2 separate regions of the Homo sapiens genome follow, and region 2 is linked to region 1. The links are chromatin contacts, found by Hi-C or POLR2A ChIA-PET in ENCODE. All regions are on one chromosome and are shown on one strand. The core of a region is the stretch at or near the end of the contact, and the rest is flanking DNA. Distances in the headings are between cores, read along the strand shown. Region 1 holds the start of PROX1 (prospero homeobox 1). Region 2 overlaps PROX1-AS1 (PROX1 antisense RNA 1).

Evidence for each region. A loop is a pair of places that touch in the nucleus more often than their neighbours do. ChIA-PET counts read pairs that join two places held with the same protein, here RNA polymerase II (POLR2A). Pooled maps may share reads with other maps.
Region 2: a map of thyroid gland shows a loop between it and region 1 (3-fold over the local background). The contact joins the enhancer-like site here to the promoter of PROX1 in region 1. A Hi-C loop is called at or near these places in 6 of 168 maps with a recorded cell type or tissue (HCT116, cardiac septum, heart right ventricle and 3 more) and 2 of 50 pooled maps. POLR2A ChIA-PET finds 5 or more read pairs at or near these places in 7 of 52 experiments (A673, BJ, H1 and 4 more).

What each region holds. Positions count from the first base shown.
Region 1 is chr1:213,986,610-213,989,306 of GRCh38, reverse strand. It overlaps PROX1 (prospero homeobox 1), which reads right to left and starts at 1,334. Exons shown (of 5, transcript NM_001270616.2): 1 at 824-1,334. RefSeq lists enhancers at 1-453, 454-957.
Region 2 is chr1:213,933,489-213,936,185 of GRCh38, reverse strand. The region is part of intron 2 of PROX1-AS1 (PROX1 antisense RNA 1); the gene reads left to right. Among named protein-coding and RNA genes, the nearest start is that of LINC00538, 10 kb to the right of the region's middle. Within about 2 kb of position 1,370, at least 3 of the 41 ENCODE cell types and tissues checked have a DNase peak (open chromatin) inside an H3K27ac peak, as active enhancers do; they include thyroid gland, where a contact is called at or near this core.

The sequences.
Region 1 (2,697 bases), core at 85-2,584:
ACTCAACTTGACCCAGCCCTGGGTCCAGGAGCTCGGAAGAGGGGCGCCGCGCGCGTTTCCCGGGACCCATCACCGCTCCCCTCCAAGCCGGATTTCCACAATTCGGCTTCGACAGCGTTTTGAGACGAAAGTAACAGAGCGCCCCCCCACCTCCCTCTCTCCTCCTCCCAGTTCCCGGTCCTCTGCTGGGGTTAAAAAAGGAGAAGTGAAAGGTATGCAAATGACAAGCAAATTGGAAGAGCCGGGAAGAAAGGCAGCTATAATAAACAAGACAAAGAGAAAGGACAAGGGGACCGGCCCCGGAGTTTTAGCCTGGGGAGATCGGAAGGATGGGGTTTGGCGGAAAGCGGGGATCTCCACGAACAAAAAAGCGACCCGGTCCCTCTCGCGGTCCTCTCTCCTGAGAAGAGAGAGCAGGAGAAAGAAGGAAAGGGAGCAAACGCCTCCTCACACCCCAGAAACAGTACACAAAAGGTGACAAGATCAGCGACAAGTCCAGCAACATCAGCCTCCCCCCCATCGCCACCGCCACCCCCAGCCACCAGCAGGAAAGAGAAAGAAATAAAAGCCAAGAGGATCACTTACTCTTAGGAACTGGGAGGAGCGGAGCGCTGAGTTCCACGGAGGCTCCCGCTTAGAAACTGTTTAGAGGCTATTTTATTATGATTCATTTGAATAACACCATTTTCTCCTGGGGGGAATAATGTTTACACGGGTCTGAGTAATGGGAGGCTCTTTTCTTCCTTTCTCATTCAAGAACAAGACAGTGCAAGTGATTCTGGAAAAGGGGAGGGACTCACGAGGGGAAGAAGAAGATACTTACGCGGTGCAGGGAGCAGTGGGACCGAGCCTCTCTCTCTCTCTCTCTCTCTCTCTCTCTATCTCTCTCTCTCTCTTTTTTTTCCCCCGGCAGAGAGAGGAAAACACGCGAGTGCACACACGGTGATATCTTGCGGGTGATGAATATGATAATTGGACAAGGGACGGTGAGTCTGTGCGACAGCGAGCGAGCGAGCGGGGCGAGTGGGAGAGGGAGAGGGGAGAGAGAGGCGGGAGGGGAGGGGAGACGAGAGAAGAGGAGCAGGGGAGAGGCGAGGAGAGGGAAGAAGAGGAGAAGAAAAGAAGAGGAGCTAAGGGAAGAGGAGAGAGCAGGAGAGGAGGAGAGAGAAGAGCGGGAGGAGAGGAGAGAGCAGCAGAGGAGGAGAGAGGAGAAGGGTAAAGAAGAGAAGAGGAGCGAAGCGGAGAGGGAGCAGGCGGACCCGGCGAGAGCTCTTTTGCGCCGCTCTGCTTTCCCCGGCTGCAATGGTGTATTATTTCAGAGCGCTCCCTCAGCTGAGGGCTCCGCTCCACAACAAGATTTACTTTAAGACACAGCTGAAGGAAACAGGAAGACTGCACGTCACAGTCTATCTGACGTACCCGGCCCCAGCACCCAATCGCGAGGCGCCTTCGGATTCAAGGGGGGATAGCAAGGCAAGAGAACTTGGGAGGAAAAAAAAATATAAAAGGGGTGGGGGTGAGGGGCTGGGAAGAGAGGAGGGGAGAGGGGCCCTGCGCTCCCCCTCCCCGGCCTCCATCCCCGGCCCCCACCCCCACCCCCACCCTGCCACAGCTTCGGGACGACTGGATCGCCGCGCCTGGGCCGGAGCGAGCCATCTGCGGGCACTATGCAAAGCGGGAGACGGCGCGAGCGGCGCCCGGCTCACACTAGCTCTTCCAGGACGCAGGTCTTTTTTTTTTTTTTTCTTTTTCTTTTTTCATTTCCCAGATACAGCTGATCGAGTTCGCCGAGTGGCCGAGCGAGTGAGCGCTCCTCCGACTTGGGTGGAGGAAGGCACGGAAAAGTATACGGGAGAAAAAGTGGGGGTTTTAGGGGTGGGGGTGGCATAGGAGGAGGGAGGGGGGGATCTGCAAATCATTCCACTTTTTAAACGATCATAGGTAGTGTCAAGGATACGTGTCACCCTTGGTTCCTTTTAAAGGGGAGGTGGACAATAAAATACAGGTAGGTTTGGTATTAAAATAATAGGTGCCAGAGGTTTCACATCGGGTCCGCTGCATCTGTTATTAGACGAAGATCAACATTGGCTGAGTCCCAGTTTATCTCCAGTCCAAATTATCAGGAAGAGGAATATTTACCCTTGGTTACCTCTGACATTAGTTGGATTGTAGGTAAAGCAGCCTTTAAAAATATATATGTTGCAAACATCTGGCGATTACCCTTCACTAATTCACTCGCCCCAGAAAGACCAAAGATAGCTGTTCAATACAGGATTTACACAGTTTTGACGCCTGGGCAACAAACTTTAAAGTTTATTAGGCAAGAAATTTCAAACGCATAAATCGCAGGCTCTAAAATAAAGCCCTAGAAAATTTACTTTGGTTTGACATTTCTTGCTTGAAAAATAACCAGCAAAATTTCTTTAGATAATGTGGCTCTTAAAGATCTCCTTGGGCTTTGCAAGTTACAAATGCAAGCGAGCCTCAGCCGCAGCTAGAACGTCCCTTTCACCGGGCACAGTAAACGGCTTTTAATAAAGCAGCCGCGTTTATGACCTAAAGATCCTATAAAAGCTGGGACTTGCAAGAGCTGCGAAGCAGAAACATTCATACATAGTCTATTAGACACTCATTTTTGTAAGTAGGAGGAGGACAAGTAGTCTTCGTGTGTCCCTCAAATTTAATCAGATCAAAGGT
Region 2 (2,697 bases), core at 121-2,620, 53 kb after region 1:
GCTTTGGTCTTAAGGACAAATTTGGTCTCACAACCATATAGACACGTCATTTGGAAGCTATGAAAATGATCATGTAATTTGCTGAGAATTTGATAATAGGAGGGAAAAGAGGCAATTTAGGGAGTTTCTATAAAGCCTCAATAGCTACTTGCTAGTAGATAGACATTTTTAAATGTCAGGTTGGGAGAAATTCCCAAGCTCAACTTACCATTGGTCCATCAGGGATTAATTTGAGGGCAGCCATCTTTGCTTTTTCAAATCACTAAATTTTCTCTGGAGAAGTAAAGATGCAATTACCTCTCTTTGTAGACTACAGTCTTTCCATGGTCAGATCTACTAACAGACCCCATCCACAAGGGAATATTGGTGACACCTGGGAAATGTGGGTTGTGTTTCTAAGTACCGAGAGTGTTGAACTGGAAGTTCTTTGCAGATAGGTTCAAGGTCTACATAGCATCATCCTTCTGACTCTAACCTGACATCATCCCTAGCACAGCACCATGTTGTTTGCTGCTCTTTGCTGCTAACCATCACCTCAACTAGGGCTGGACATCATGAAATGATTCAATGAAAGCATGATGCTTCTTTTGGGAAGTCCTTCTACCACCTTCTTCTCTTTTCCACCCATAGCTACTCTCTTCTTGTTTCCATAATTACTTGCATCAAATTTTTTCATCTCTCTTGGAAAAAATATTAGTGTATCTGCTTACTAGTGGGTACTCCCTTTGGGAACTCTTTTAATATAGGGAGGCTAGGTGGTGGTGTTTCTTTCTGGGTCTTTATGGTTGAGCATGCTCACTGCTCAAATAAAGATCTGAATGAATGCTGGCCTCCTTTCAGAACCCCTCTTAAATGCTTTCTACTGAACACATCCTTCCTTTTCCTAAATGGCACTTGCACATCTTGTGAATATCTTGTCTTTTTTTCTCTTGATTACCCCATCTAAGTGGAAATCTGTGATACACATGGCAACCACAAAAAGAATTCTCACCTGCTAAGAAGGTCTGGCAGGTGGTCCCAGTAATACCTTTCTTATCTAGGAAGTAGCTCAATTATTTTCACCTCTGACAAAGTGATAAACTTCAGAATACTCACCAAAGCAAGAGGATAGAGGGAATGGAACTGCTAGCTCCAGCACCCCAATGTGGAGTAAGTTGTCTGAACACAGCCTCGCTCTCTAGCATAAATTCCCCTCTTTCTCCAAAGAGCCACAATGGCCGAGGTGTTGGCATGCAAATACTTGCAAAGTGAAAATAGATACACTTCCACAGCTCCTCATCCCTGGCCTCCAGTGGACAGCCTGCCAACCATGCATGCTTGTTGGTTTGGCACCGAGACAAATGTTCCCTGGAGCATAGACTGAAACCACCAAACTGATATCACACGGGATGCCAGCCAAATTCTGACCTTGCTCTCTGTAGGTGAGTGGCTGTGGAATTAACCTGTGATGGTTTCCTGCTCCTGCCTGGTTGGTAGCCTGGGTTTTTCTGTTTGTTTTTTCTTTCTTTTATTTTTTAACGCCACATTTGAATCTTGTTGTTCTCCCACTCCACTGGTATCTACGAGCCACAGACCACTCTCTTGGTCTTGGCTTGTTGACAGTGGGCAGCTACTTAGTTCCAAGAAATGGGCAAATGACAAAATTCCTTCTTGCCATGGGTCTTCTCGCCCCTTGAGAGGGAAGGGCCACCAATAGACTGCTCTAAAATCACACCCAGGTGGCGGGGCCTGTGGTCTGGCATCGCGGGCATCTGTGATTGCTGTCTGTTCCTTTTGCATCCTCTTCTTCTATTTTTCCCTGCTGCTCCAGCTTCTCCCATCCCCCTTTTCCGTTTCCAGCTCTTATGTATTCAGTGCTTCCAATAGTCTAAGTTTTTCATGAATTCAGGGCTTTAATTTAGCATGTGGGGTGCTGGCTCTTCCAGCAAGCTGCTTTGGTCATTATTTCCAACTTGAGGGGATAAAGAGGCAGCAGGGTGCAGTGGGAAGAGTCGGGGCCTGAAGCCAGAAGGCCTCGGGTACTAGTCCCAGCTCCGTTTCTAACTAGCTGTGGGACTCTGGCTGGGACACATCCTGGCCACGGGCCTCAGTTTCCTCACCGATGGGATGACGAGTTTGGATGAGAAGATTTTGAATGCTTGTCTCGTTTTATCATTCTATAGAGCTCACTGGTGATGTGAAATCTGTGTTGGGTTGTGCCAGTCTCACTTTTGTTTTTCTTTTGAAAAACTTTATTGTTGAATGGATGTTAATGAGGAGATGCGAGAAGAGTCCCTAAACAAGATTTCTCAAATGCAGAATATGGGGTGGGGGGAGGAATCTATTTTTAAAAATCACTATCTAGAGGTTTATAGCCTAGAAATAAAATTCCCCTTCCTATCATAAAACGTGAGACAATATTTTCCACCAGGGTAAGAAAATGATTCAAGTGGCATTTGTTGTTTTCTGAGGATCCTATTTCTGTACTGTGGCATAAGCACATAGAATGGTTCAAGTAAAATTGTACTTTTGGAAGGAAAAGGTTAAAGTTGGCTACTGATATTCATCAGGAGATGGATATTTAATCTTTAATCTCTTGTCCTAGGCCTCTACTCTGGATCAACTCATTATCCCGAATAAACGATGTGTCATTCCCATTATTTATGTTTCACTGCAGCCAAAGTATCTGGACCTCGTTTTAGTAAGCGCCATTCATTT